2 separate regions of the Homo sapiens genome follow, and region 1 is linked to region 2. A link is a loop called in an ENCODE intact Hi-C map of the cell type or tissue named here. Cell type or tissue: mammary epithelial cell. All regions are shown on one strand. Each heading gives the region's core, and the rest is flanking DNA. Links, peaks and the distances in the headings are about the cores only. Region 1 holds the start of LOC105377124 (a long non-coding RNA gene). Region 2 has its middle 28 kb from the start of LINC02040.

Region 1 (16,144 bases), core at 4,348-12,347, 170 kb before region 2:
CCCCAATTCACTCCTAGGATGGTGCAGCTTTGAGCATACACACAATCTTCCAGATTGTTAGGGATACATGTGGTTTTATTTTTAAGCATAGCTCTTAGGAGTTGCTTCAGGTTTAGAGTAGGTTACTGTTCAGCCAGTGTTTAGTTGGAGGTTATCTTTAATCCATAGTGCCAGTGCCAGCTTGCATTTTTTTTGTGATGGATCTGTGTGCAGCATGGGAAAGTTTTCAGATTTGCTTCATTTCCTGTTCTGATGCTCCCAAGTAGGTACAACCAATCACTCATGTACAGCCTTTCCAACCCCCAAGGCTGACTGTGCTCCCAGGAGGACTCTTCTTGGTTGTTTCTTCCCATGATCCAGTCTAGTAAACCTCTAATTGCTCTGTTGTTGTGCTTGTATTATGGAGCTATGAGCACCCTCTTAATTTCTCTCTACCAAGATTTCCCTTGTTTTTGACAACACTCTAGAAATGAAATTCTCCATGCTGTGCTCCAAATGAAGTCAGTCTCCTCAGGCAGAGCTACAGCAACCTGCTTTTCCCCCTCGGCTAAAGCTCTATGCCACTGCCGAAGAGCTCAGGGTGGGAAGAGAAGCCTACTGCTAGAGTGACGAAACTACTCTATGAGCAGACATTAGGAAATGATAGTGGCCCGTGGTTTTTCTAGATTGACCCTTCTAATATGGGACTCTTGTCCTACCAGCAAGCTGATCAAGAATGATTGGAGTGCAAAATTCTTGGCCTGCCACGTCTGAACTATAACTGCTGTCCTTAAAGTGGGGGCTAGGTGGAAGGAGCACTAGTCCTCTCTGAATAGAGCTTCTGCAACATGGGGCTTGTAGGGGAGGATAGAAAACGTTAGCAGTCCACTCCTTCCCAGATGATTCCATAAGATGGACCTGGCAGAGAAGTGTCATGTCTCAAATGTCACAGACTATCACTGTTCTTATTGAGATTTAGTAAATATACTTGAGTGTATATTTCTCCAATTATTGTAGGACAATTTCCAGAAGCTTTAAATGATTTTTTAAACCGTAATTTTCTTTAAGTAAATGGTTGCTTTATGGGGGAGAAAGTCTGCTGGTCTCCCCCTTCCATCATGCCAGAAGTTGGTTTTCTGTCCTATCTTTTAAATGTCATCTATGAGCTCATGATGCGCATGTGCCTGCCTCTAACCTAGCCTTTCACCTGGACACCAGACTTCCATATCCAGCAGACAACTTGTCATCAAGTAGTTTTGGTTTTTTTTCCTCATAAATGTTCTCTTCAGGCCTTCTTTATCTCAGTAAATGAAACCGCCATCTACCCAGTTCATCAACTCAGAGCCTGAGCATCAGCCTTAATACCTCCCTCTTGTCAACCACATGTAATCCATTAGAAAGTTTCATTGGGTCTGTCTCTCAAATATGCCTAGAAACTGCTCATTTCTCTCCAGTTCCATGACTACTGACTCTGAATCATTCCCCTTCACTTGATCTATTAAAATAGCCTTTTAATGGGCTGTCTGCTTTCACTCTCACTGCCCCTCCAATCTGTGCCTCACACTACCCTCCGAGTGATCACTGTATGTATATTTCCCCTAGACATATGCTTTAACCCTGGCTTCAGCCCTGTAGGAACTGGCTGCTCTTTACCTCTCCTTCCAATCTCATCTGAAGGCCCTCCCTTGACCTGTGTATTATAGTCACATGGTCCTCTTTGCTAGCGTGCTTTCCTTTGCGTGGAACAGTCTCCTCCTTCTCCCTTTGCATGCTGGCATTCCTCCTCTTCTCTTCTTGTTTTAGCTTAAATGTCACCCCCTCTAAGATGCTTTCTAGGTGGCTTCTCCTTTGTTGTTCTCTGTTGTTTCAGCCCATTCATTTCCTTTACAATTCTTGACATGGTTTGTAATTATTATTTGTTTAATGATTTATTCTCTGCTGTTCCTACTAGATGGTAAACTCCAGGACAGCAAGAACCTCATAGTTGTTTTGTTAAGAACCCTGAAATAAACACTTACAAATAGTAAGAGCTCCCACTTACCAAGCAGTAAGTATTTTCAAGAAATGTTCTAAAATATATATGAATATATATGTATATGCATACACATATTTACACAAAAATATGCATACACATATACACATGTGTATACATTTATATACATATACACTCATGTGCACATTCATGCAAAAGCACACACTCATTTAATCTTCACAACAATCCTATGAGGTAGATACTTTTATTATCTTCATTTTACAGCTGATTAAACTAGAGCACTGGGAGGATGGGTGACCCGGCCCAGCATCACTCAGTGAGCGAGCTGCTAACCCAGGTTGCTCCAGGGTCTATGCTTGTAAGCATTTCAGCTGCTTCTCAGTGCAGTGACAGGAACAAAGTGGGTACTCAGTTAATATTTGTAGAATAAATAAACAAAGGGTAAAACAAAATGGAGATGTTATCATCCCTAAGAACAGTGCTGTTCAGCAGAGCTTTCTGAGATGATGGAAATGTTCTACATCTGTGCTGTCCTATACAGCAGTCACTAGACACACATGGCTACTGAGCACTTGGGATGCAGCTAGTATGACTCAGAAAATGAATTTTTTGTTTTGTTTAGTTTTAATTATTTAAATTGCCATATTGTGGCTACTGACAACTATAGTAGATAGTGCAATCTAAGATTTTTGAGATGGTATCACTGTAAATGCCTTGAGGTTGACAGTCTTGATAAATCGAACTCCAAAGACTGATCACAGAATTCTCCTCTGCATTTTTTTCCCTAGTGTCCTCTCCCCCCTAGTTCTTCAAACATCCTTTATCCTCCCACTTTACTTCGTTCCAGCTGATTGAACCAAGCCTCCTTTCTCACATGTGGCACTAAAGCCATTTTCCCTACTCTTTCAACAGTGCCCTGAACAGTCCCTACAGAAGCAGTGAAGTAGTCAACAAACATCTCATGTCTACTTGGGATGGAGCACTGGCTCAGGTCCTGGGGAGGAGTGGAGGGGGACACAAAGACAAGTAAGACAAGGTACCTGTCTAACGGTGAAGTGGGGGAGTTAGACTTATACACTAACTCATAGTAAGGGCTCGGTCAAAAGGATGGTGTTGGGGGAGGGTGGGTGTCCAGGTCTGTAGACTCAGAATTCAAAACTGGGGTTCTGGAGTGCCCGCTTTGCAGAAATTGCTGTAAAATGTCACCAATTTTACTCACACTTGGACTAAAAGAATAAATGAAGTCATGGCTTACTTTAAAAACTGAGCTTATGACAGACACGAGACAGTCTTACTGACATCTAGAAAGAGACAACTGGCCTGGATAGAGGGAGCTTATATTTTTTACTCTAATGGCAATACTACTTTTTACAGAAAAAGAATCAAAGAAATAGTAAATAAAAATCAGACTGACTCGAATATTTAAAAAGAAGAAAAAAAGTAGTGCACGTTAATCCTCCAATTCAGGGGCAATTACTATTCATATTCTCAACCATATGTAATAACTGGGGTAGTGAAAATGCATTTCTTTCCTCCCACCATTTGCATACTTGGAATCTCACTTACATTGCATGTAGGTTAGAGAAAAAAGATGCTGCTTTGTTTGGATTTTGCTTTTGCTGTGGAATCCATTAGACAGCAATGTGCTTTGTATGTCAAAGAGTAGAAAGGCTCCATTTCCTCTTTTCAAAATGTTTTTAGCAGAAGTCAACCACTGTATTTATTCCATGAAGTTCTCCATTTGATTACTCAGTGTGTGCTAGCCACAGAAAAGCAGTGATTTTTTTTTTTTTTTTAACCACAAAGGACTTTCAATCTTAGGATGAGTCTTATAGCATCATACTTTGAAAGTGAAATTTTTAGGCAGTTATCTAAATGTCACTCTATAAGAAGCATTTAAACGCATAGCAACACCCAGCTGATGTCTAGGAACTTCATTTTTCATACAGATATATTATCAGTGCACTGGTGGAGTGACTGCGTCTTTGATTTCCCCAAACTTCCTCAAGTTTACTCTTTTCAAAAAAAGTAGCTCCTTATGTGCAAAATCAAATGAGATTTCATTTTGATGCCTCTCTAAGACTTTTCTTATAAATTACACCACAGATTAGAAGGAAAAAGAAAACCCAAACAGCAAAGAACTAGATCAACTCTTCCAGTCTACTCTAGACTGAAGAAAATAGCTCCTAAGACATAAACTCCCTGCTTGTGTGTTAACACCACACTTTCCCAAAGTGTGTTCCTAAGAACACTAGCACCATGGGTTGTAACACAAAGAAAGCATTCCGTGGTGAATTCCATGAGGAATTGGAATCTTTTTTAAGAGGCAATGGAATCTTTTAAGACTCCATTTTTTAAGAGAGGAAATGGAATCTTTTTTAAGAGACAGGGTCTTGGTCTGTCACCCGGGCTGGAGTGCAGTGGCATAATCATAGCTCACTGCAGGCTCAGACTCCTGGGTTCAAGTGATCCTCCCACCTAAGCCCCCTGAGTAGCTAAGAACTACAGGTGTATGCCACCACACCTGGCTAATTTTTAAATTTTTTTGTAGACCTGTGATCTCACTATGTTGCCTCGGCTGCTCTGAAACTCCTGGCCTCAAGTGATCCCCCCTGCCTTGGCCTCCACAGTGCTGGAACTATAGGTATGAGCCATTGCACCCAGCCAGGAAATACAATTTTCGAAAGACTAAACAAGTTTCTAAAATCATGGCACAATTAAGTAGCAAAATTAGAATACAGAGTGGGCTTGTTGGAAAGCGTCAACTATTAATCACCATGCCATACTTTTGAGGAGCAGACCCCACACTTGTAACCAGGCCCTTCAATTTATCATTCCTGCAAGTCAAGACTTCACCTGTGAACCAGCTGCCCTCTGCCAGCCCAACTTCGTGGATGTGCAATCTCTACAGTTGCACAGGGTCCCGTGTTTAGTTTAGTACTTTGCTTTTGCTATCTTTAAATACTTAATAATTTTTAAACAAGAGATTCCATATTTTTATTTTGCACTGAGCTTCACAAATTACAAAGTCAGCGCTATCCACAGTACCCAAGCTATAATTAATACAAAGCTTTAAAAGCTGCATGGAGTTTAGCTGAAATTGCTGCCCAGTCCGAAGCTAATTTTGGAAGATGCTGTTCGGTCTTAGGTTATGAAAAACGGTTCTGCCCTTTTACAACTCCAGCAGGAAGAGCTAAGCTCCCAATATTCCGTCCATTAATGTCCCTGGTGAGAGTCTTCAAAACTCACGAGCAACAATGCAAGAATTTCCCAGCCTTCAACGTGTGACCCACTTCTACATTATTGACTCCAATAAACTGACCAATTAAATGTTTTTGTGGTCACAGAACTTGTAATTATGTGGTTAAAGATGTTTCAGATATATCACATTCTTTCACACTGTGGCAGAAACTATTGGTTAAATAACTCAGCCATGTCTATCTTCCTTGTCCAATCTGCACAAAAGAGACTGGAAAAAAGCTGGACACTTGCTTCTTTCCCATCCTCCTTTGCAGGTAAGCATCGCTGTGTGACTTAGTTCTGGCCAATGAGATGGGAAGGCAGTCTTCTGGGATGCAAAAAGCTTTTTTCTTTGTTAATAAAAAGGAGAATGCCTCTATAGGAAAAGATCTTTTTCAATACCACTCTGTTGCCCATTTCCTACCTTGATGTTGTTTGGAGCTACGGCACCCATCTTGAGATAATAAGGTAAAACACATCACTAGGAAAAACCAACAGCTGAATTTAGAGTAGACAGGATGGAAGGGACCTGGTGATATTGTGGAGCAATGAACGAATGCTGTCGACTGCCTAGTTAACCTATTACTTGTTTAAATCTCTGATAGGCTATATTTTTAAAATTTTGCAACCAGGGTTATTCTTAGTCTAAGCATGCAACTTTGAAAAATGTGATCCCTTTGACAAGATAACAAGCCTTCCATTACCTGCTGCAGGTGACCCAGTTTGCTGGCTGTTGTGGGTAGCTCAGAACAGGACCCTAAGGCACCTTGGCCCTCCCTCTGCTTTAAAACTCAACACCAAACTGTATTCATTCTTGTGGTACTGCCTGTGTCTTAACATGCATCCCAACATCTGGCACAGAGCCTGGCACTGGCAACCTCTTAGGAAATTTGTTAAATGAACTGATAGTGTAGCATTCTGTCACTTTCCTCAGCGATAAAATTCTCATTCTTCAAAAAATTTTCCTTTTGCAACTGAATTTAAAAATGAAATACCTACCACCTACCACTTCAAGCTTTGCTAGGTGACGGCTTACTAAAAAAAAAAAAAAAAAAAAAGGAAAAATACTCTTGTATGATGACTGAGGAATACTGAGTGGAAAACTGATTGGTTTCTACAAGGCATCATTGGTCCTTGCCAGTGGCCAGTAGGATGTGGTTGGTGTGGTGTGGTGTGGAGTGAAAGAGAAGTCAAAAGCAAAGGCTATGGTGCCAAAATACTTGGGTTCAACTCCCCGCTCTGTCACTTACTTACTGGGCGCCTTTAGCAAGTTTTCTCTCCTCTCTGAGCCTTGGTTTCCTTATTCTAAAACGGGGAGCGTATCTAAGAAAGATTGTAGGAGGATTAAATGCATGAGAGAATGAAAACCTGTAAAGTGCTTACCACAAGCATGATACTTGGTAAGTATTCAATAGACTTTAGTTATTGCTTTTTATCTCAAGTGCTACCTGGGACTTACCTCTCAAAAATTTTCAGACCATTGAACACATCTAATATCTATCTTAAAGAAGGCATACAATAAATATTTAATAAAAATTAAATTAAAAAAACTGGTAGGTAACCATGGATCATCTCTAGAGATGATCATCGTATCAGACCTACATAGTATGTTAGAGCTTGGGGTCTGGAGTCCGACGGCCCGAATCTTCCTCACAGTCCAGCTTTCAGTGAACCTCACAGTGCCTCAGTATCCTTAATTGAAAAACAGGAATAATAATAGTACCTTCCCTATAAGGGCTTTAGAGAAGTGAGTGGGTTCTGCCTAGTATCTGACACAACAAGTAGTCCATAAAGGTTAGCTCTTTTTAATCCATCCCACAGGAAGCTCTGATGTGCTATGCTGGGTAGAAAAGTATATCTTACAAAAATATCCCTGTTTTGCTCTCTGAAACCCTGTTGAAACCTTTTGACATTCAGCTACATGTTAAGCCCTGGGCAACCTTGGAGTTCTTCCGCCATCTGTGTAACTGTGAATCTTAACGTGCTAAGTATACAACATACACACATCACCTCTCATTTAATAAAGCAAATTGTTCCACACAAGGGTAGCAGAGCTCTCGTTTGCAAGCTCAGATCTAATTAGCTCTCTCAATACAATTTGCAAGTTGCATCCAGGCAGATCACTGGGGAGCACTTGCTCTGGTGAGCTAAGAGGAACTGTAGGCCCATTCTGTAGTTTGCCGCAGATACTGCATATGGTAGCAAAATTGTGTCTATTTCTTCCCCTGTGAAATCCTAAAAGCAGCTCTTCCCAGCTGGCTGCAGCTACAGACATCTTCCTTCCTTCCACTGTTAGAAGAGGATTGTGGGGGTTTAGTAACAAACTTTTATGTATACTGGTAAGGCGAAAAGGAGCAGGTGCAAAAGAACATCTTACACAAGGGGTGAAAGAGTCAACAGGCAGAACCAACCCTCACTGAGGTTCCTGTGGCAAAGACAGAGAAATTAAAGGGAGGTCAAATGAATACCATTTGTGGGCAAGAGGCAGATCTCTTGCAGGTAGATGACAATGGTATGTGAAGGAACTGTATTCTAGGACAACTAAGCATAAAGAAATAGTGGGAAGCAGAATCCCAACTCAGAGGGAGAGGATGAAAGAACATTTATTACATTTCCCTACCCAGTGTTCATGCTGTCCCTGTTTTGGTAGAGAAACCTTGCTGCCCTTTGAGGAATCTTCTAGGTTATGTGTTTAAGGTGTTGCAGAAACTGTTCCCTGGACTGGTGGGGGTGGGAGGGACAAATGACCCAGGTCCAGCCAGAGGGAATTTTTTCAGCTTTTGCTGAAGTAATTTAGAAAGTCACTTTCATTCTCTGTGGAAGCTTAAGCTGGCAGGATATGCCCCCAGGGCTGCTGGGGACATCCCAAAAGGAATCTGCTTGAGAATGAAACCAATGCAGAGGAAGGAGTGAAGAGGTGAAGAGAGGCAGGTCGGTTGGATCATTGTTCGGGAATCTGTATCCAGCCAGCCATGCATCCCCTGGACTTTTCCGTCACAAGGCTGGTAAATTCCCTTTTTGCCAAACCCAGTTGGAGTTAGTTTCTGTCACTTCTGACTCATCAGTGAGGTAAAGGGGAAGACATACCTATTTATAGTATGTGGCACTTTTTCCTCAACCACCAAGTCTTTAATAGGATCTCTATCTTGGTCTACAGTGACCATATTTTCCCAACCACTTCCCTATAGAATTAGGATATCTGCCCAAACAGAATTTTACTAATAGAAGGGTAGAACAGAATGTTCGAAAATCAGAACTATTCTGAAAATCCGGGACATGTGAAGGAAACACACGTCCTGAGAGTCATAATCACACAGTCTCGTTACCTGAGTGAACTCCTGAGGCATGCATTTCAAACTCACATTTCTGCATTTGGTAATTGGGCTAAAAATATCTTGCTCATACTGTCTGGCTAAAGAATGAAACACATTGCTCAAGGAGCCCTTGCCCCACCTCTAAGCGAGCTAGTCAATGTTTGGACCCTGCAAAGAGTCCCAGGTGGAGAATTCAGCCCTCCTGCCATCTTGGCCACTTAGGAGTGACTCAGCTCAGTAACTTGGTTCCTCAGCATCTCAGTAGCTACTTGACCCTGTAGAGGTGACATGCTATGCCTTAGAAAGGTACTCGTAGGAAGCAGTGCCAAGCCACATTTGTCTTCAGAGATGATCTATCTTCAGTTCTTAAGAGTAGGCAATTGGCAAGGGGAGCATAATACTTTAGCTTCTGGTATAACTGATGGAATCATTATTATTATTACTATTATTATTATTATTATTATTATTATTATTATTATTTTGGAGATGGAGTCTCGCTCAGTTGCCCAGGCTGGAGTGTAGAGGCACAATCTCGGCTCACTGCAACCTCTGCCTCCTAGGTTCAAGTGATTCTACAGCCTCAGCCTACCAAGTAGCTGGGATTACAGGTGCCCACTACCACACCTGGCTAATTTTTGTATTTTCAGTAGAGACAGGGTTTCACCATTTGGCCAGGCTGGTCTTGAACTCCTAACCTCAGGTGATCGGCCTGCCTCAGCCCCTCAAAGTGCTGGGATTACAGGCGTAAGCCACCATACCTGGCCATTATCTTGCTTTTGTGATCAACAGGACGATTGCTGGATTAAGCACTTACTGTGTACGAGGCACCATGTTAAACATTTTACATTTACCAGTTAAATATTCATAAAACCCCATGACATAGGATCTACTAATGTCTCCAATTTACACATGAGAAAACCAAGACTCAGAGTAGCTGAGCAAAATTTACACATTAGCAAATATTGGAGCCAGAGTTATATTCTAGAGTCATCCCCTCTTCCTCCCATAGACCATGTTCTTAATGCTTACTATTATATATTCAGACTCTTAAAAGAACTTTGCTATTCTTACTTTGGACCATACGATTTTTAAAAATTTTCCCTGCTTTGGGGTTGCAACCCTAGTCTCTGATAAAACAGACTTTAAACCAACAAAGATCAAAAGAGACAAAAAAGGTCATTACATAATGGTAAAGGGATCAACTCAACAAGAAGAGCTAACTATCCTAAATATATATGCACCCAATACAGGAGCACCCAGATTCATAAAGCAAGTCCTGAGGGACCTACAAAGAGACTTAGACTCCCACACAATAATAATGGGAGACTTTAACACCCCACTGTCAACATTAGACAGATCAGCGAGACAGAAAGTTAACAAGGATACTCAGGAATTGAACTCAGCTCTGCACCAAGCGGACCTAATAGACATCTACAGAACTCTCCACCCCAAATCAACAGAATATACATTTTTTTCAGCACCACACCACACCTATTCCAAAACTGACAACACAGTTGGAAGTAAAGCACTCCTCAGCAAATGTAAAAGAACAGAAATTATAACAAACTGTCTCTCAGACCACAGTGCAATCAAACTAGAACTCAGGATTAAGAAACTCACTCAAAACCGCTCAACTACATGGAAACTGAACAACCTGCTCCTGAATAACTACGGGTACATAACGAAATGAAGGCAGAAATAAAGATGTTCTTTGAAACCAACAAGAACAAAGACACAACATACCAGAATCTCTGGGACGCATTCAAAGCAGTGTGTAGAGGGAAATTTATAGCACTAAAAGCCCACAAGAGAAAGCAGGAAAGATCCAAAATTGACACCCTGACATCACAATTAAAAGAACTAGAAAAGCAAGAGCAAACACATTCAAAAGCTAGCAGAAGGCAAGAAATCACTAAAATCAGAGCAGAGCTGAAGGAAATAGAGACACAAAAAACCCTTCAAAACATTAACGAATCCAGGAGCTGGTTTTTTGAAAGGATCAACAAAACTGATAGACTGCTAGCAAGACTAATAAAGAAGAAAAGAGAGAAGAATCAAATAGACACAAAAAAAATGATAAAGGGGATATCACCACAGATCCCACAGAAATACAAAGTACCATCAGAGAATACTACAAACACCTCTACGCAAATAAACTAGAAAATCTAGAAGAAATGGATAAATTCCTCGACACATACACTCTCCCAAGACTAAACCAGGAAGAAGTTGAGTCTCTGAATAGACCAATAACAGGCTCTGAAATTGTGGCAATAATCAATAGCTTACCAACCAAAAAGAGTCCAGGACCAGATGGATTCACAGCCGAATTCTACCAGAGGTACAAGGAGGAACTGGTACCATTCCTTCTGAAACTATTCCAATTAATAGAAAAAGAGGGAATCCTCCCTAACTCATTTTATGAGGCCAGCATCATCCTGATACCAAAGCCTGGCAGAGACACAACCAAAAAAGAGAATTTTAGACCAATATCCTTGATGAACATTGATGCAAAAATCCTCAATAAAATACTGGCAAACGGAATCCAGCAGCACATCAAAAAGCTTATCCACCATGATCAAGTGGGCTTCATCCCTGGGATGCAAGGCTGGTTCAATATATGCAAATCAATAAATGTAATCCAGCATATAAACAGAACCAAAGACAAAAACCACATGATTATCTCAATAGATGCAGAAAAGGCCTTTGACAAAATTCAACAGCCCTTCATGCTAAAAACTCTCAATAAATTAGGTATTGATGGGACGTATCTCAAAATAATAAGAGCTATATATGACAAACCCACAGCCAATATCATACTGAATGGGCAAAAACTGGAAGCATTCCCTTTGTAAACTGGTACAAGACAGGGATGCCCTCTCTCACCACTCCTATTCAACATAGTGTTGGAAGTTCTGGCCAGGGCAATTAGGCAGGAAAAGGAAATAAAGGGTATTCAATTAGGAAAAGAGGAAGTCAAATTGTCCCTGTTTGCAGATGACATGATTGTATATCTAGAAAACCCCATCGTCTCAGGCCAAAATCTCCTTAAGCTGATAAGCAACTTCAGCAAAGTCTCAGGATACAAAATCAATGTGCAAAAATCACAAGCATTTTTATACACCAATAACAGACAAACAGAGAGCCAAATCATGAGTGAACTCCCATTCACAATTGCTTCAAAGAGAATAAAATACCTAGGAATCCAACTTACAAGGGATGTGAAGGACCTCTTCAAGGAGAACTACAAACCACTGCTCAACGAAATAAAAGAGGATACAAACAAATGGAAGAATGTTCCATGTTCATGGGTAGGAAGAATCAATATCATGAAAATGGCCATACTGCCCAAGGTAATTTATAGATTCAATGCCATCCCCATCAAGCTACCAATGACTTTCTTCACAGAATTGGAAAAAACTACTTTAAAGTTCATATGGAACCAAAAAAGAGCCAGCAATGCCAAGTCAATCCTAAACCAAAAGAACACAGCTGGAGGCATCACACTACCTGACTTCAAACTATACTACAAGGCTACAGTAACCAAAACAGCATGGTATTGGTACCAAAACAGAGATATAGATCAATGGAACAGAACAGAGCCCTCAGAAATAACGCTGCATATCTACTACTATCTGATCTTTGACAAACCTGACAAAAACAAGAAATGGGGAAAGGATTCCCTATTTAATAAATGGTGCTGGGAAAACTGGCTAGCCATATGTAGAAAGCTGAAACTGGATCCCTTCCTCACATCTTACACAAAAATTAATTCAAGATGGATTAAAGACTTAAATGTTAGACTTAAAACCATCAAAACCCTAGAAGAAAACCTAGGCAACACCATTCAGGACATAGGCATGGGCAAGGACTTCATGTCTAAAACACCAAAAGCAATGGCAACAAAAGCCAAAACAGACAAATGGGATCTAAATAACTAAAGAGCTTCTGCACAGCAAAAGAAACTACCATCAGAGTGAACAGGCAACCTACAGAATGGGAGAAAATTTTTGCAACCTACTCATCTGACAAAGCGCTAATATCCAGAATCTACAATGAACTCTAACAAATTTACAAGAAAAAAACAAACAACCCCATCAAAAAGTGGGCAAAGGACATGAACAGACACTTCTCAAAAGAAGACATTTGTGCAGCCAAAAAACACATGAAAAAATGCTCACCATCACTGGCCATCAGAGAAATGCAAATCAAAACCACAATGAGATACCATCTCACACCAGTTAGAATGGCGATCATTAAAAAGTCAGGAAACAACAGGTGCTGGAGAGGATGTGGAGAAATAGGAACACTTTTACACTGTTGGTGGGACTGTAAACTAGTTCAAACATTGTGGAAGTCAGTGTGGCGATTCCTCAGGGATCTAGAACTGGAAATACCATTTGACCCAGCCATCCCATTACTGGGTATATACCCAAAGGATTATAAATCAGGCTGCTATAAAGACACATGCACACGTATGTTTACTGTGGCACTATTCACAATAGCAAAGACTTGGAACCAACCCAAATGTCCAACAATGATAGACTGGATTAAGAAAATGTGGCACATATACACCATGGAATACTATGCAGCCATAAAAAATGATGAGTTCATGTCCTTTGTAGGGACATGGATGAAATTGGAAATCATCATTCTCAGTAAACTATCGCAAGGACAAAAAACCAAACACCGCATGTTCTCACTCATAGGTGGGAATTGAACAATGAGATCACATGGACACAGGAAGGGGAACATCACACTATGGGGACTGTTGTGGGGTGGGGGGAGGGGGGAGGGATCGCATTAGGAGATATACCTAATGCTAAATGACAAGTTAATGGGTGCAGCACACCAGCACGGCACATGTATACATATGTAACTAACCTGCACATTGTGCACATGTACCCTAAAATTTAAAGTATAATAATAAAATTTAAAAAAATTAAAAAATAAAAAAAATTTTGATATTTAAAAAATAAAAAGATAAAAAATAAATAAATAAAAATTTTCCCTGCTTTTCCTGAGCTGTAGAATTTTTATTTTTATCACTTGAGAACTTTTAATAATAAATTTTGGAAGTAACTGATTAGGCCCAAGCATAGGAGGAGGACACAACAGTAATATTTACTTAGTGCCTTCCCTGTGCCTGGGACTGTGCTGGACTTTGGGAATACAGCAGAAAACAAGGTCTCTGGCCTCATAAGCAGCACAGATAGAGAAGCAATCACAAACGCAGGCCAATTGTGTTCTAGGGGAAACTGAGGATTAGAAAGTCAGATGCTTTCATTCTGGTATCTGCTTGCTGTAAAGCCAGTTGGTGACAGACACTTGGCAGAATTGTTTGCCCTTTGGGACCTCCATTTTCTAATCAACGAGGGTAAGCTAGATGATCTCCAAACCCCCCTCCAGCACTGCCAGTTGTTGAGTCTCAGACTCTCTTCCTGGGTTCTTCAAGAGTAAGCTATGTAAGTAAACACATGCTAGAGTATAGCTGTCAAATATAGTGAATATCAGAAAAACCTGGGAGCCTGTTAAAAACAAAAACCTCCAGACCCATAACCAGAGAGCTGGATCCAGAAGCTCTGGGATGGGGCCAAAAATCTGCATTTTTAATAAGTCTCGCAAGAGATTCCGATGCACCAATTCTGGTTTGAAACCCTAGTATTCAAAGCAATGGCAGCACAAGGGACCTTATCAGAAATGGAGAGCTGGGGCCCTGTCCCAGATCCACTGAATCAGAATCTACATTTTACTTTCTTTCTGTATGGATGCTAAGTTGATAATGTATGTGCCCAGGGATGCTGGGGACACTCTATGGGAACGATGCTTATGTACACTGAAATGTCCTTAGAAAGGGTCCAACCTGGTTAATCTCAATACCATGATCAACACTGATACCAAAGAAACCACACTACCCCTTATCTATTAGTCATTAGTTTAGCTTTTCTGATGGGAGGCTTTCCGAACCAGGAGAAATGTACAACTGCTCCTCTTGAAAGCATGGTCTGGAACAGTGTTTTTCAAATTACATTTGGCAGAGCCTTAGGCTTCAGTCTTACAGGGCCACCTGGGGATAGGGATTGTGTGACGCAGCCTGGACTGAGCTGGCCTCCAGGCTACAAACTCTATTTCAAACAGAACTGCTCCTCTTTGATCAGTTTTAGAAATTGGGATTACAGTTTGATTCCCTTTGAAAAGAGAGTTTCGCTGCTTTAATATTTTTCTCAATCAGCATGGTGCTCCACAGGCTCCATCAATGCCATTGGTACCTTTCCCATACAAGCCAAGAGATGGGCTTAGGGAATGAACCTGATTCCCTTTTCCTCTGTGCTTCCCTTGGGGACAGAGATGTGACCTTCAAAATGTCAAAACCCACTCCTGTTCCCAGGAGGACTGTTAAGTTACTCTCCCTATTCTATTTTAATGTTCAATGACCAAGGCAGATGCTAATGTGGAAAATTCTCAATTTGTCTCATTTACCATTCCTATGTTTGTCCTCTAACAAAAGTTCCGTATATCTTTTCTTATAAACCAAAAAGTTCCCACCGGTCATTGGAACTTTGATATTTAACATAAAAAGCAGTAGTCTGGATCTTTCTTTTTAGACCAAGTGTTTTGGGGATGTCTTCAGTGATTAGTATTGCTTGGTGGTCTAGATTTAGAGCCTCAGAATTCACTTAAGTGAGAAAGTGCAAGAGACCCACTGGAATCTTGGGAGTAGGATCCAGGTATCAGCACTTTATTTCAAGGTCCCTAGATGATTCTAATGTGTAAATGAGGTTGAGAGCCATTGCCCAGTAGACTAGATTTGGAAGCACTAGAAATTTAGTCCTGTAAGACACATGCTCACCAGTCCTCCTTCTTCCTTTCTTGGTCCCCTCTCCTGTGTCAGGGGACCATTTATTCATTCACTCACTCATACATTCATTCACTCACTCACTCACTCATTCACTCACTCATACATTCACTCACTCAACAGTTACTCAATAGTCATCTGCTATGTACTAATTTGGGACTAGAAATTAGAAATTCACAAGTCTTGTCCTTGTAGAACTAACAATACTACAAACAAAATGATAATTTTTAAAAAGGTTTTAGGTATAAATATGAAGCTATAAAGAAGGCAAAATAGGGTGTCAGTATAGTATGTAGACATAGCCTCTCTAAGAAGGTGATATCTGGGTTTGGGGGTGACACCCTAATTCTAAGACAGGAGGAGCTACAGGAAGATCTGGGGGAGCAAAATCTTAAACAGTAAGAGTAATAAGTGCCAATGTCCCCAAATAGGAATGAGCCTTGTAAATTCAAAAGACACATAGAAAGGTCAGGGTGGCTGTAGCAAAGGGAATGAGTGAGGAGTAAAGCACAGAAGGAAATGACATCCTGTGGTAGCTGAGAACCAGTTTGCATAGGTCTTTGCAGACCATAAAAAAGGTAGTGGAAGAGATAATATCTTAAATAACTTTAACAGTGGGAAAATATCTACTCAAAGACCGTACCAGTCACATGAATCATGGCCTATATTCTAATGCAATGGTTTTCAGTTACATTTTACTTGAGTTTTTGGAGGGGGAGGAGCAGAGTTGGTACTGTTCTTGGGGACACACACGAGAACTGCCTG
Region 2 (16,144 bases), core at 4,373-12,372:
TAATCACTCTCAGAAACGTGTGATATTGTTAGCTACCACATTCAACCTAGGAATGCTATTATTTCCCCAGGTTCCCTCAAACTCAACTTGGAGCCTCACCTTCTAAGCTGGGATGTCTTGAAAACCATCCTTCACCTTAAGTTCCACGATAAATTTAGCATCTTTGCCCCCTTCTTGGGATATCATGAAAAACATACATTTAGAAGAAATATAGAACACACTTTAAGAGAATCTGGCCCTATCCAGTGAAAAATACCTCACTTTTACAGCAGGGAGAAACAATTCCTACAGCATAAAGAATCAGTGGCTTCTACCAAAATAATGGTAGCACTTCCAGAGGGTTTCCATAGAAATAGAAAGGATATTTTACTCAGAAAAGGGGAATAAAGGCCAATGACATGTTTTCACTCTCTGAAAACGTGAAAAACAGCAGATGAAAAGACAAATCAAAGGTCTCCTCTCCAACCTCTCTTTCTTAAATAGATGAGAGAGATGGAGGCCCACATTGAGCTAACCCAACCCTGACAGCTACTGGAGAGTAACAGGGAGATTAGATGAAAGTGTCAGGAAAAAAAATACAAAGGTGATATTTTTGTTTCAAAGCCCATTTTCCATATTTTTATCACAAAGTATATACAAATTATAGGGTAGGTCAGGAGACTGGGAAAGGCTTTCTTTGTTCACTAAATATCAGAGTCTGTCAAAAATGTGAGCTCCTTCCTTTCTTAGGGATCTGGCACATTGAAAGTAGAAGGAGCAAAAAGGGAGAGCCGGATAGGGACAGGAACCTGGTGATAAATGGGCTGCACCATCAGTCTAGTTGAAGTCAACCCTTTTTTTAAAGCAGATTAATACTTGAGATGCTCCCCTCATGAGAATGCTCATGTCTGCCTCTATCCCTTTCTCCTGGCCTGGCCACATGCAATCACCTCCCTTCACACATGACACTTGATGCTTTGGGAACATCGTTCATATTAGTCCTCTTTTTTGATTCGCCACATGCCCCTTGAAATCCTATTTGACCTACATAGCCAGCTCAAATACATTCAATATCACCACAAAAACTTCCTGGTGTATTTAGCTGCAATTTATTGCTCCTTCATTGGAATGCCATCATCCTCCTCATCATTGAAGCTATCATTTATTGAATGCGGCTGTTTTTTCCCCCTTGTGTTCTATTATTCAGCAGACATTTAGAGGGTATTAATCATGTGCTGATTACTACCTGTTTGTTTGTGGAGAGGGAGGAAGGGGTGAGGGATAAGGAGAAATAAAACTTCTGCTCTCAAGGAAACATCTCTCAGAATGTCATCATCATCGTCAAATATTGAATTGTGACAGTTACGCCATGGCTGATTCATTTCCTACTCGTGTGTGCTCTCGCACATGGTCTTGCCCTCTTGCCATCAGGTAAGGCCATGTGACTAGTTCTGACCAGTGGGCTGTGAGTGGCTGTGACATCTGTCCCTTGCTATCTGAAGCACTTAAGAGATGGGGGGCGAATAATGATCCCCCTTCTCCCAAGCTCTCTCTTGCTTTCCTTAAAGCACTGCAGTAAAGTGGCTTTAATGCATGTCACAAGTTTGAGGTGACCTAGATCACTGGTAAGTCAGTGAATGGGTAGTAGTTGCCCTGGGGAGTCACCTGGCTCACAGCAGATTTTGTGTTGATGAGAAATAAACTTTTGTGGTATTGAGCACCTGTATTTTGGGAAGATTTGTTAGTGCAGCATGGCCTATCCAAACCAATACGTATCTCAAAGACAGGTTCCCCTACTATCCACATCTCTAAATGAGAAAACTCACACATGGAGTGTAAAGCCGTTTGTACAGGTAGAAACAGAAGGATTCTCCTGTTTCCATTATCAACTCTGCCCTCCTGAATGGATTGATGTCTTTATCACTCAGGTGGGTTAACTGTCTCAGGATTGGGCTCCTGATAAAAGAATCAACCTGATTTTCTTTCTCTGTCTGGTGTGCTGATTTGTCCTTCCATCTTCCACCATGAGATGACCCAGATGCCAGCACTGTGCTCTTGGACTTCCCAGCATCCAGAACTGTGAGCCAAATAAAGTTCTATTATTTATAAATTACTCAGTCTGTGGTATTCTGTCATGGCAGCAGAAAATGAACAAAGACAACCTGTAAACAAACTAATTAGTAAAAGAAAAATTATTGTCATTAATATGGAGACTGAAGTTACTATGGAGCTAATAGCAGCCTACTGATACATTCATTCATTCTTTTTACATTCATTCATTCTTTTTACATATATTATTAAGTGTTCATCACATGCTGAGCACTGGTAGCCACAGTAGGTTTGGCAGTGAAAACACAGGCATAATCTCTACATTCAAGAAACTTATAGTCTAGTGGAGAAAAAAGAAGGTCATCAGATAATGATATGAATGAGCATATAATTGAAGAGATGGAGTCTTGCTCTGTTGCCCAGGCTGGAGTGCAGTGGCATGCTCTTGGCTCACTGCAACCTCCACCTCCTGGGTTCAAGCGATTCTTCTGCCTCAGCCTCCCGAGTAGCTAGGATTACAGGTGCACACCACCACGCCCGGCTAACTTTTGTATTTGTAGTAGCGACGGGGTGTCACCATATTGGCCAGGCTGATCTCGAACCCCTGACCTCGTGATCCGTCTGCCTCAGCCCCCCAAAGTGCTGAGATTATAGGCGTGAGCCACCGCACCCGGCCACTTAACTTTTAGGAAGTTCACTTAGAGGACGGGAGAGTACCCTTTGCCACTCCTTGCTCTTTACTGCTGGTTAGAATGTAGATGTAAAGGCTGGAGGTAAGCCGCCATCCTAGACCATGACATATATGGGAAAGAAAAACACATGTGACAAGATAAGTAAGATAGAAGAAATCTTGTTCTCTTATGCCATAGACCATGCCATCCCTGGGTCGACTGCCTCTAGCTTCTTAAATGTATGAAAGAAATTCACTTCTATCTTCTTTAACCCTCTGCTATTTGGGGATTTTTCTGTTATTCCCATGGAAATGTAATCTAATCCAGTGCTGAATATTAAACACTCATTAAGCTCCTCTGTGAAGTTATTGTACATTTTTAGAAAATTGGCATATTCATAATTGGAAGATAAATTTTCCCTTCAGAATTCTAAGAAGGAGCAAAGCTAGTATATACCATAAGCAATTTTTTTAATTGTAATTTTGAAGTTCTGGGGTACATGTGCAGGATATGCAGGTTTGTTACACAGGTAAATGGGTGCCATGGTGGTTTGCTGCACCTATCAATGCACCACCTAGGTATTGAGCCCAGCATGCATTAGCTGTTTTTCCTAATGCTCTCCCTCCCTCCACCCCAACTGCCAACAGGCCCCAGTGTGTGTTGTTCCCCTCCCTGTGTCTGTGTGTTCTCACTACTCAGCTCCCATTTATGAGTTCAACCATTGTGGAAGACAGTGTAGCAATTCCTCTGAGATCTAGAACCAGAAATACCATTTGACCCAGCAATCCCATTACTGGGTGTATATACCCAAAGGAACATAAATCATTCTATTACAGAGATGCATGTATGCATATGTTCACTGCAGCACTATTGACAATAGCAAACTATTTAGAAGAACAGCTGCATCATGAGTTGAGATGTCCACTTAAAAGAGAATCACTTACAAAACACATTCCTCAAATCACTGCATACTACTAAACAAAGCAGTTTCTTGAAAAGCCAACTTATAATAATAGAAGCAAGTAATCACCTTCCAACAACCTGAGCAAGTCTGCTCACAGCATGATAGCTAGCTATTGTTTACAATGGTGGCATCTTCTTTTGTTTCTGTCTTCCTAATACCAGATAAATTTTATAAAAGTCAGGATTCCATCTCTGTGTATAATTTGGGACACAGCTAATCTGGAGACAAGAATGGATGCAGTCCTAATTTCATCTTTACTTGCCTGATTACCTCCTGTGTTTTCCTATTTGATAAACCTCACACAGGAAAAAGAACAGCACAAGACCTGAGTCAATAAGCCCAGGAGCCCTACTGGAAGACTACGGCACAGAGGACAGAAGGAAGGACACACACTGCCACTCATTGCAAGACCACGGAGTAAGAGATATTTAGAAGAATTACTGCCAGACTTTCTCGATATCAGTGGTAGGGTGTATTTGAGCTTTCAAGCCTGTGGACACTGGGAAGGTGAGCAGCTTTGATCCACATCTAACTCCCTAACTTCTGAGGAGGTACCCGTGTTAAGCTGCTCATCTGAGGTTAAACTTTACTTCCATGCTTCCAAAGCAAACCTAAGTCTGAGAAAGGTGAAAATGAGTGTGGGCTAAACAAATAAGCAAAACCTTTTAAAGGCCTCACTGGTCTTTGGCTTAATTCTGCATCCCTCAAGAGAAAGTTAGGAAGGGCAGAAAAGAGCCAAGGGAACACAGAATCTAATTCTGCTTTGGCAACAGAGGAAACGATTGGGACTCCGAGAAGAGGTGAGTCCACCTCGTCCACATAGCTGGTGACTGCAGAGCTGGACCCAGAAAGGGGCATTCAGCTGCTCAGCCTCCTCTCCAGCATCATGCTACATGGGGGTGCCACCACCCCTGCCACTTCCTTCCTACCGGTAGTACCCATCATAAAATACCAGCATATCCTTGGGAGTCTTAAAAACAATGGGTATACGATGTCATGCTGAATTCTGCCACCACCTTCCCATCTTCTCCTGAACTTTCAAGAAGGGCTGTGCCCTGAGACCTGCTGTGGGGACAAGAGATATGGGAGAAAGAGCCATAGGCATTACTGGCAGGCTCAGCCTGTGGAGGAAATGGCTTTGTGCTGGCCGCAGCCTCCATTCATCACTCACTTAGCAAGGCCTGCCAGAAAAAGAGGCAAGACCAGTCTACTGCCGTTGTTATCCCCATTTCACAGATGGGAAAACCAAGGAATGGAGGGACTAAAACACCCTCATGATTCAAATCCAGCCCTCCTGATTTCCAATGTGGTACTCTTTCCATTATACTACTCTTCTTCCAGAAAATCTCAATGTAAAATTACCCAAGATTTCTGCATTCTCAGAATGCAAGAAAGTTCCATTCCTAACAGAAAAAAACAGGCTCCTATTGTGGGTTGAATTGCATACGCCACTCCCCCAAAAAGGACATCCTAACCCTCATGTAATGGGATTGGTGCCCTTATAAAAGAGGCTTGAGGGAGTCTGTTTGTCCCTTCCAACAGGTGAGGACACAACAAGGCGCCATCTTGAAAGGAAAATGCAAACCTTCACCACACACTGAACCTGCTGGCGCCTTGATCTTGGACCTCCCGGGCTCCAGAACTATGAGAATAAATTCCTATTGTTTATAAATGACCTAGCTGGTGGTAATTTGTGATGCCAGCCCAAACAGACTGAGGCACTGGTAGAGAGATAAAAGCACCCATATGGGGTCTCTTGGCCTCAGGCTGTAACTCCAACTCCCTGTGTAACCTTGGGCAAGTTACTTCCTTTCTCTTTGTCTCCATTTTAACAACAATGAAGTAGTAGCTCCCTTGTAGTCTGAAATGAAGATTACATGAAATAGTGCATATTAAAACATGTAGCACAGATAGCACATAATAAGGACTCAAAAATTTTATAACTATTACTAATTTTTCAGGGCAAAGTTAAACACAAGAGAGAAAAAGGGAAAAGTTTACAAACTTAATAGAAGCCTCAATAATCAACTTTTTCCTGTTCCTGATTATACCTAGTCCAATAAGATAGCTATTAGATACATGTGAGTATTTAAATTCAAATTAATGAAATAAAATGAAATAAAAACTTTTCAGGCACACTAGCCAAATTTTAATAGCCACATGTGGCTACTAGCTATGAATAGAACATTTCCAGGATTGCAGAAAGTTCTATTGGATGGCAATGTTGCCACACTTGCTGCTTGAAGGCCTTAGGTAGAGACTTTCCAGACATGGGAGCCAAGATGCCAAGGGGATGTTATTTTCCTTTCAGCTTATAAAGGATTTCCAATGCTGCATCAGTAAGTAGACATCTTAAAAAATCCCTTTATCAGGAGTAAACATAAAAGTCAGTTCTTATCACAACTTCAAATAGAATGCATAACTACCAAGAATTTTTCATCTACAGTCAGAGATGCAATAAGCCACAAAATGGAGTGTGTATTAATCATGGCAATACCAGTGTATGAATAACTTCTTTAGTAATATCCACAAAAATGCAAAGGGCTTTGAGTTTTAGGAACAAGAATTGGTACAAACACATATAAACCAAGCCCCACATTTACTGTGAATAAAAAGAGACCATTCTGGTGTAACATATTGGCCACACAAACACATTTTTAAGTTTCAGAACCTGGGCTGAATTAAAAACCACATGGAAGATTATAGCTAAAATAGGGAAAAATACAATAGTAAGTGATAGAACAGAAATCAAAGTGACAATGTAGTTTACAAGTTTCCAGTTAGATGTCATCTAAAATGTTTTGTTCACTGTAATTGGCCTATCAAGAAGACATTATGCAAGGAACAGCTCAAGAAACAGCCCACGATGTCTCTCATTTTGATACAATTTCTGGAGGGGGAAAGAATATAATCAAGTCATTTCTGTTCCAATCAAAAGGGGGAAGTCATGGTTCAAGAAAAAGAAAATCAAAATAGAGAAATAAAGTTTATGTTCTACTAATCAGAGATGAGATTCAGAAGGATGACTTGACTTTTAGAAGAGAGTTCAAAAAACCCATTTAACTCCAGGCATAAGAGGGCAATAAACTCATGATGCTAATAAGCAGAATTGTAGATAAATGGAGTTTAGGTCCCCCTAAGCCTTTTATGGCAAGAGAAAGGCCTGACCAAGAAACAAGAGTGATAAGACATAGATGACATTGGAAGTAAACCCGAAAGGGTCAGCATGGACAGCCTTATCTTGCACAGCCCACCACTAAATGAGTTTCTAAGAACAGGCAGTGGAGATCAGCTGTGGGTATCTGTCACAGTCCTCCTATCAAGATTTCCTCTACTCCAGGAAATGATCACATCCCTTCCATCATTTGTACATCAACTAGACTCTCTAGATCATCTTCTTTCTGTCTCATAAATGTCTGTCTGGGAGGTGGGCGGGTCTGGAGAACAGGCCCCAGCAAATTTCTGACACCACCCTCTATAGAGTTCTCTCCCTAAAAAGGAAAAGAAGAACAAGAAAAAAGAATAATGAAAGAGAACCCTTCTTAAAGAGGAGGAGCTCTCTCATTACAAATCCACCATTGCCTCTCCGACAGCTCAAAGAGAAACTGCAGTGATTTCCACATCACAGAAACTCAACGTTAAGTCTCCACATTCCTTTCCTATTACACCTGCCTGCCACCTGCAGAGATGTACTCATCTCATTTCCTGAGAGGGTTTCTGCACATGGCAAGGTGGCCTCAAGTTAAAGGAATGATGCAGGTCAGGAGACACACAGTACAACTCTTTGAAATGTTTATGAAATCAGATCCTGAACTTGTCCTCCCACCATTATGTTGCATGACAGCTATCATACGCCTGCAATTTGCATTGCTGAGAAACAAACAAGAAACTACATGATTTGTTGCTGGACACCTCCCTGTCTATATAGAAAGGGTTTGTTTTTCCACCCGCATGAGAGGTTCCAGCCTGTTCCATCAGCTAGAAAACATATGCTTTAAGATGACATATGTGTATTGCAAGATAATGACCAAGATAATTACTAAATTCAATAATGTAGTTTAAGTTAATAAAAAGCTGAAGTATTAGAAAGTGACACCAAGGATATTAAAACTTGGTAGAAATTCTAAGAACATTGAATAGCCCAATAGCCAATCAGAGCAACAGAGGTTGCTGGTTTTAATGGCATATTAGTGATAAGGTCAGAAGTAGTCTAGCTTAAAAGAGATCCCAGTTTAAAACCATCCTGAGCCCTATCTCAGAACTTCAGAAGCCACCTCAGCAGGTTCTCAACCCCACCCCAATTCTATTCCTTCTATTTTGCCAAGGTCTCCACAGCCTGATGGCTTCCTGATCCCCAAAAGAGGATATCCAAATGAAAAGACCAGGGGATTATGTTTAACTATTCTCAGCCCCTATCTGCCTACATGTTGTAAAAAGCAGTACATACATCTGTTCAGCTATTATCCACATGAAGGACACAATCCGTGGATAGATTCAAGGAAAAGAACAATTCACTAGCAATACTAACAAACTAATCCAAGTAACAGCAAAAATCACTGTGTGCTTCCTAGGTACTACCTGGCACTATTCTAATGCAATTTATGTATAGCTTAGCTTCTCCTTGTGACAACACTACAAAGTAGGCACTACTGTTATTAACTTCGTTTCACACATAAAGAAACAAAGGCATGGAGAGATTGAGTAATTTGCCTAAGTTCACATACCCAGGCAGAAAGTTTCCAGAGATTGTGTTCCTGACCACTAACTCTGCAGCTTGCTAAGGGACATAAATGTGACTGCATCTTTTTCTGAGGAATACCCTAAATACCTTAAATTTAAGAGTAGCCTACATACCCTAAATACAACTCAACAAAGTGCAAAGAGACTGACAGTAGCACAAGAGTGAGAACTTTAAATTCACACAAATATATATGTTTTAAAAGAAGGTTACCTTCAGACATTGGTAAAGAGAGGGTCACTACTATCTGATGGCTTGACACAGCACTTATACCTGTATATCCTTGCTCTGTGGTCAAGTTCAGTGGAAGGTATAGAACAGAAGTCACCAGTGAAAGCCCATTGGCAGGTCTTGAATACATGTTCTATTCTGCCCATATGGTATTTTAAAGTTTTTTAAAACTTTGCTGCCAAAATGTAAAAGTTGAAATTTTTCACATAAATATTCAGATTTTAGACTTTTCTAAAAGGAACAGGTTTGTCCACACTGCACACGTCCTCCCTTATGCAACACTTAGAGCTGAAATGTAGGTCTGTCCTTTAGATGGGGCATGTGCTGTAGTTTGTCATACTCACCACTACTCCCTATTGTCATATATATGACAGCTTCTCTTATGCATGTTTCCTACTAGGTTCCCATAAAGCATTGAAACATATGAGTCTGATTTAGAGGAAAGGAGAAGTCATAGAGAAAGGATTCTGAAAAGGCAAGATAAAGGGATTTTGGTTCTAGCTAGGAGACTGGTAACATCACCTCACTCCCCATATATTCATTCTTTAAATGGGAGGCCAGGCTAGATACTGTCTAAGGTTGCCTAAGTTTAAACTCAAATAGGGGATTGAAGCAGTACATGGAATGTCCCAGCAGTGAGAAGTGAGTCTGTCACTCTTGCAGAGGCCACCTAGGACAGGCTCTCCCTGTGCATTGCCTGACCAAGAGAACTGACTTGGCTCAGTTACACGGAACACCCTCCTTACTGCTAGGGATTGAGAGGCAGTTCACTATGTTGGTTCTCAGTGTTGTATTAATATTTAGGGTACTTCTCAGATAAGAGATAATAACCCTTCACGCTACAGTATTCTAAGCTTCTCAGTTTCATCATGGTATCCATAGATGAATAACTTTTTGCTTTTTATGCATGCATACATGCACAAATTTATTAATCCATTCAATAAATTAAATGAAGCTCTAGGCACTGTGCCAGTCACTATGATATAAATCTGCAGGTTGAAACAGCAGGTAAGTGGGGAACTAATGCGTACAATCCCAGATAGCTTTCAGTGTGGGCAGGTGCCATCCAATCTACTGGGTGCCTGGAGAGAACAAAAACAGAGAAAAGGCAAATGTGTCGATCTGTCTGCTGGCCAGGGATATAGTCCTCCTCTTCCGTCCCTGGATAACAACTTCAGGCTCCCCAGCCTTTGGACTCCAGGACTTACACCAGCAGCCCACTGGGTTCTCAGGCCTCTGGCCTTGGCTGAGAGTTACACCATCAGCTTCCCTAGTTCTAAGGCCTTTGGACTTAGACTGAGCCAATCTGCTACCATTCCAGGGTCTCCAGCTTGCAGATGACCTGTCATGGAATATCTCAGCCTCTATAATTGCATGAGCCAATTCACCTAATAAATCCACACTCATCTATGTATATTTCTTTCCCTACCTATCTCCCTGCCTCTCTACCTACTTATCTCCCTACCTGTCTACCTACTTATCTCCCTACCTCTCTACCTACTTATCTCCCTACCTCTCTACCTACTTATCTCCCTACCTCTCTACTTATATCCCCATCTCCCCATCTCTCTCTCTCTCTATATATATATATATAGTTATAGATATAGATATAGATATAGATATATATAGATATCTATATCTATATCTATATCTATATCTATAACTATCTATCTATATATATATATCCTATTGGCTCTGTCTTTCTGGGGAACCCTGACTAATACAGAGACATACCTCCCCAGTGCTCAGCCCCATTCCACACATAGAAAGTGCTCACCTCCATCCCGCTTCAAAGGGCCCCTTCAAATCTATAGTAGCTTGGTAACAATGCGGGAAGGTACACGTACCTTCCTCCATGTCCTCAGATGAGGGTAGAAAAAGGCCTTGTGGCTTGGGCCCACGTGTTGTTCGTGCGAGATAGTCATTGCTAAGAGTAATTAGAGAACCCTGGTGTGAAAATTGGATTGTCAATTGGGCGGAGCTCTTGCAGAGTTCATGCTTATTTTCTAAATTTGTATAAGTGTATTGATAAATTCTCGACCCAGTGCTTCTTCTCAGGGCACTTCACCAGGCACCTTCTAAGCAGAGCCTAGTCACCTCGAATCCCTTCTTCCCAGAGCGACAGGCTTTAGTTTCCTTTCTTTGTGCTTCTCTGCCACCTCTCCCAACACACACACACAGACTACCGTTCTACTATCCACCACCCCCTAATCCTGTTTTCTTTTTTGGCCTACTAGAAACCTTCAGTGCCTCATTTAAAACAGAATCCAAATGTGTCAAGCAAAAATTTGGTTGTCACTTCCTTGAGGACAGGGAAGACTTGATCTTTAAAATAGAATTCTTTCATTTCTACCTCTTGCCAGTGAGAGGAAGTATTTACTTGGCATATCAGGAAGGTACCTCATTCCCAGATGGGCTAAGTCAACTCCTCCAAAGCAGCAACAACAAAAGACCTTCCATATTAAAATAGGTTAATCTTTTACCTATGATTGCATTTGTACTATGTCACTTTACCCTCTGGTTAGCAGATTGAATTAGGAGAAGATGTTACTTTTTTAAAGTTCTTTACTTTGCGGCCCAGTGAAAACTTCAATAGAGACCAACAAAACTTCCTTTTAGATTGGCCTGAGTTCACAGGCCAAGAAACAAAGGGGTGTTACATTTTAAATGTTATGTCTCCCCAAAATATGTTAAAAGGGCTCTACTATCATGAATGGGATTAGTGTTCTTATAAAAGAAACTCCAGAGAGTCACCTTGCCCCTTCCACCACGTGAGGACACAGCAAGAAGGAACTATCTAGAAACCAGAAAGCCGGCATGAGACACCAAATCTGCAAGTGTCTTGATCTTGGACGTTCTAGTCTCCAGAACTATGAAAAATAAATTTCCATTGGTTATAAGCCACCCAGTTGATGGTATGTTGTTATAGCAACCTGAATGAAAAAAAGACAAGAGGTAAAGTGATACCTTTAATTCAGAAACATCTGAATCCCAGTTCAGATCTCAATATAGACGCTCGACAGTTGGGTGTCCTTGGGTAAGTTACTTAACTTCTAACAGGCTCCAATTTCTAGTGTAGAGATGAGAACGATAAAGTCTCCCTGTTCTGCATTGCCCTAGATGATACACCAGAGCTCGTGTATGGACAAGCACCCAGCACAGTGTCTGGCACAGAGAAGGGGGCACATAAATAATATTAATGCCTTAGCATGGAAGAGACAACAATTGAGAAGGAGAGAAGGCTCTCACATGCTGCACGAATTGTTTAACAGAACATCCAGAGCACAACCAACACTTCAACAGTTGGCACAAACTATGTTTAAAAATAATAAGGAAAATAAGACAAAAGAAATATACTGAACAATTCAGTGGTTAAACAACACTGATTCATTGAGCCAATCTACACAGAGTAACTGTATCAGATGAGGACTAAGCACTGGCAGTAATAATGGGGAAAACAATTCAACTAGTTTTTCTTATCATGGAGCTACAGAGGAGACATAGGTAAATAAACCAGTAACAATACCAACTTGTGGTAAATGCTCAGGAAAAGAGAAGATATTTTGAGAGCAAGTGTCTATCAGAGCCCCTGTTGGGAAAAAAAGTTTTCCCAGAGGTAGAGCCATCTCAGCTGAGATCTGCAACTCAAGGAGGAACCAGCAAGATGGAGAAGGTGGTAACAGGAGACACAGAGGTCTAGTGGTAAAAGCAAGTGAGCCCTTTCAGTGGACTAAAAGAAGTCAGAGAAGACATTAACTGCAAAAGGGGAATGGGCAAGGGTTATAACTATGCCGGGTCAGACCCAGGCAAGGAAATTTGCTCCCAAAGGCAGTGGAAAGCTATCAGGGAGACTTCAGCAGAAGACTGGCTTGTCTTTGGATAATGAGACTATGGATTTTTTTTTCTTAATTTCTGATTTTTAAAAATCTCTATAATGAGCAAGTACTATTTATATAATTTTTAAATTGTGTAAACCATTCATCTTAATAAGAAATAAATACAATACACTATTTATCAAATAGGTCCTTTTGGGAAAGAAGGTCACGGATTTAAATATCCTTAGAATTATCGAGAAAGCAAACCCACCATTTAAAAAGGGAAAAGGGCAACATAATGCCTTTGGCTCATTGTATCAATAGGGCCTGAGGATCTATAAGGAGGCTTAGCCCAGCTCATGTGCAGACCAGGCTCTGACTCCTTCAACATAACGTTCTCAGAGATTAGTATCTTGATGACGTCAGCGAAGCAAGCTGAAAGGAAGGTTAGAGACCTCTTCAGTGGTTTTCAAACATTTTTTAAAAAGGGACTTTTTTTTCTTTTTCAAGTGCAATCTTAAACATAAAATAGGTAAAAGATTACTTGCAGGTTGAACAGGGAGGGAAATGTGGTAAAGAGCCGGAATTGGGATGACTTGATCTCTATTTCCTAAGGTGAATTCCTCCCAGAAATGCGAGGGTGCCTCAGAAGAGTTTAAACTTTACCAACATAGGTTCAACATCAAAGAAACTGCAATCCACAGAGGGGAAGCCAGTGGCTGTGGCACTGGAAAGGATTTGCACAAGGTCACGGGTTAGTGCAGAGCAAGGATGAGAACTCATGTACCTGTCCTGCATTCATTCTGGCTTCCTCCACCCCCCAAAAATGGGCAAAAACGAAAACAAACAAACAAAAACACAACTGCCTAAAATTAGGGTATTCAAGTCAAAAAAATGGAATGACAGCCAGAGCAGGTCATGTCTTTGTGGAAACCCCCGCCTCACCTCCCAGGACCGTGTCACATCTACAGGAGGTCACACTCCAGTCAGCCTGCCAAGGATCTCCAAGGTAGTTCTGTATATTAGTTTGGATTCCAACTTCTAGAGCCAAAACAACAACGAAAGGAGGACTTATTGGCTCATATAATAGGGAAGGCTAAAGTCAGTTCCTCGAAATAACTCTCTCACCTTTCCTTGGCTCCTCTCTCCTCTGGATTTCTTAATTTTGATGGTGGGTTCTCTCCATTTGGTGCCAAAAGTGGCCACTTACAATTCTGAATAGAAAAGTTTCTTAAAATCTCAGTCTGAAGACAAGTGGAACTCTTGTCTGATAATTCCAGCAAAACTCCTCGGAAAGCTCTTGATGGGCCTAATTTAATACAGGTGCCCATCCCTGAACCAAATCACTGCAATCAGGGAAAATTGATCCTGAATTGGCTTGGCCTGAGTCTTGAACGCACCCCTGGACCCTCAAAATAGAATTATCCCCATCTAGGGCTTAGGGTAGTGAGGAGGGTGGGAGTGGGAAATGGGTGGTTCTCCAAGGAAAGGAGATGGGATGCTTGGCCAACAAATACTAGACATATCCTTGATATTTCAGGCCTATAATAGGTCATTTCCTAATTGGTGAAAGCGGGATTATTTGTGTAAAGGGCATCCTCAGAGATGCACATGACACTGCTTTTCTGCTGTGAATAGCCAGAAATTGCTTACAATCCTAATTGAATCAGACCCCAGCAAAACTCGATTGTGCCACTAGAGCTGAAGTGAAATGAAATCAGCTGAATTAAAAGATTTCTATTTTACTTGCAGTTAGATGGGTCCCAAACCACTCCTAATAATGTAAATCCTGAGCCTGATACTGGCATTTAGTCTTTGTCTTTACTACAGGTAACTATAAGAAGAAAGAAATTTGGGAGGCTGAGGCAGGCGGATCACAAGGTCAGGAGATCGAGACCATCCTGGCTAACATGGTGAAACCCCATCTCTACTAAACAAAATACAAAAAATTAGCCGGGCGTGGTGGCATGTGCCTGTAGTCCCAACTACTCGGGAGGCTGAGGCAGGAGAATGGCGTGAACCCGGGAGGCGGAGCTTGCAGTGAGCCGAGATCACGCCACTGCACTCCAGCCTGGGCGACAGAGCGAGACTCCGTCTCAAAAAAAAGAAGAAAGAGCATTTGGGTGCTTATTATTAGATTTATTATGTACACCTTTAGGAAAAATAAAAGCATTCAAAAGTTCCACACATTATTATGATCCAAACATGGTATGAATCTTTTTAGCACCCAATTTTAAGGATTTTCTACAAAGACCGCAGTGGAAACTATTGTGTACAGATCATTATAATATAATTAATGGCAAATTTTTTAAGGAATATGATATTTTCAGAGCACAGAAAAACACTTAGCATCTGCTTTTGCCTTCCCTGCACCACAGGCATGGGGAATAAGGTCACATGCATATTTCAGAGCTATAGACATTTCATGTTTTCTAATTCTTGGGTTTCCAAAATAGCTCTCAAGTTTCTTCAAAGGTTTAGTTCACAAAACAGAGCTAAAATGTAATGAGAAAAGGCTGAAAGAAAACCTCTAACCCAGGGACATCAGGTGGCGTTTGAGAAGCATTTTAATGACAAAGCTGAAATCCGCATCTGTTAGCACCTTTCATAACGCCCCCTGGACAATGCACTGAATCCATTTAACTCTTGGCATCTGAGAACAAGGGATTCTCCGGGTCCAGCAACTGTTCAATGCACCCAACATAAGCCATGGAATGGCTCAGAGGGGGTAAAAACAAAACAAAATAAGCCAAAATGAAACTTCTCTCTGCTTGTCCTGCCCTGAAGGGAAAGATAACTTAATCCACGCTGGTTAAATCACAAGTGAACCATGGGTAAGGGCCCCGGGTCAATCCAGGACAAGAGAATGACATCTGTTAATGTTTGGGGATGGGATTGTTCCCTGGGCACTTTTAGAAACAATGCCAGCTCTGAAATGCTGCTGGTCACTTTTTCCCTTCAGATGTAAACCTCATTCTTCGAACTTTAATAGCAACCAAATCTCATGCACCACAGTTAACATGGCAACATATCCATTTCGTGCCTTTGCCTTGGAGAATCTTTTTTTTTTTTTTTAAGTGCAAAAGTTTCTCTACCAAGATAAGATAGAACAGATTGAAAAGTACATATGGTAAGTTAATTCAGGTATTGGATGGCCTGAGGCTTAACATTACATCTTCTCAAACCTGGTCAGTTTGGCAAATCTTCATTCTCAATTGGCTTACTGCTATACAGAGAAATCCCGGTAATCCTGAAGGACGTAAATAGTTTTCTTTTAACCATAATAAAACATCTATGAGTACCTCTGTAGGGAAAATAAACCGAGAGAATATTGTAGAACACTGCGGTTTAGACATTTCCCCGACTCCTCTAGTTTTGCTTTCAGCTCACATTTTTTTCTTTCTTAAGTTTTTTCCTCTGTTTAATTGACATATAATAATTATACAAATTTATGGGATACATAGTGTTTCAATTCATATAATGTGTAGTGATCATAACAGGGTAATTAGCATATCCATCATCTTTAATATTTATCATTTCTTTGTGTTAGGAACATTCAATATCCTCCTTCCAGCTATTTGAAACTATATATTATTGTTAACTCTAGTCATCCTACAGTGCTATAGAACACTAGAACTAATTCCTCCTAGCTAGCTGTCATTTTGCCACTTTAGCAAATGGCTCCCTTTCCCTCCCT

What was found. A loop is a pair of places that touch in the nucleus more often than their neighbours do. Peaks named below come from ENCODE experiments on the same cell type or tissue, not always from the same donor. Only the 100,000 strongest peaks of a DNase experiment are listed, where the experiment ranks them.
Region 1: it touches region 2 in a loop (12-fold over the local background); 2 of 110 quality-filtered maps call a loop at or near these places.

What each region holds. Positions count from the first base shown.
Region 1 is chr3:64,969,289-64,985,432 of GRCh38, forward strand. All of the region lies in intron 4 of ADAMTS9-AS2 (ADAMTS9 antisense RNA 2), which reads left to right. LOC105377124 (a long non-coding RNA gene) reads right to left here and starts at 6,960. Exons shown (of 3, transcript XR_007095948.1): 1 at 6,815-6,960. In mammary epithelial cell, for the core only: no CTCF peak of the experiment used is centred there; DNase peaks (open chromatin) are centred at 6,063, 8,213 and 8,673; H3K27ac peaks cover 4,373 bases.
Region 2 is chr3:65,139,005-65,155,148 of GRCh38, forward strand. No RefSeq gene overlaps it. Among named protein-coding and RNA genes, the nearest start is that of LINC02040, 28 kb to the right of the region's middle. RefSeq lists enhancers at 7,263-8,022, 14,726-15,499. In mammary epithelial cell, for the core only: no CTCF peak of the experiment used is centred there; DNase peaks (open chromatin) are centred at 6,147 and 7,377; H3K27ac peaks cover 3,610 bases.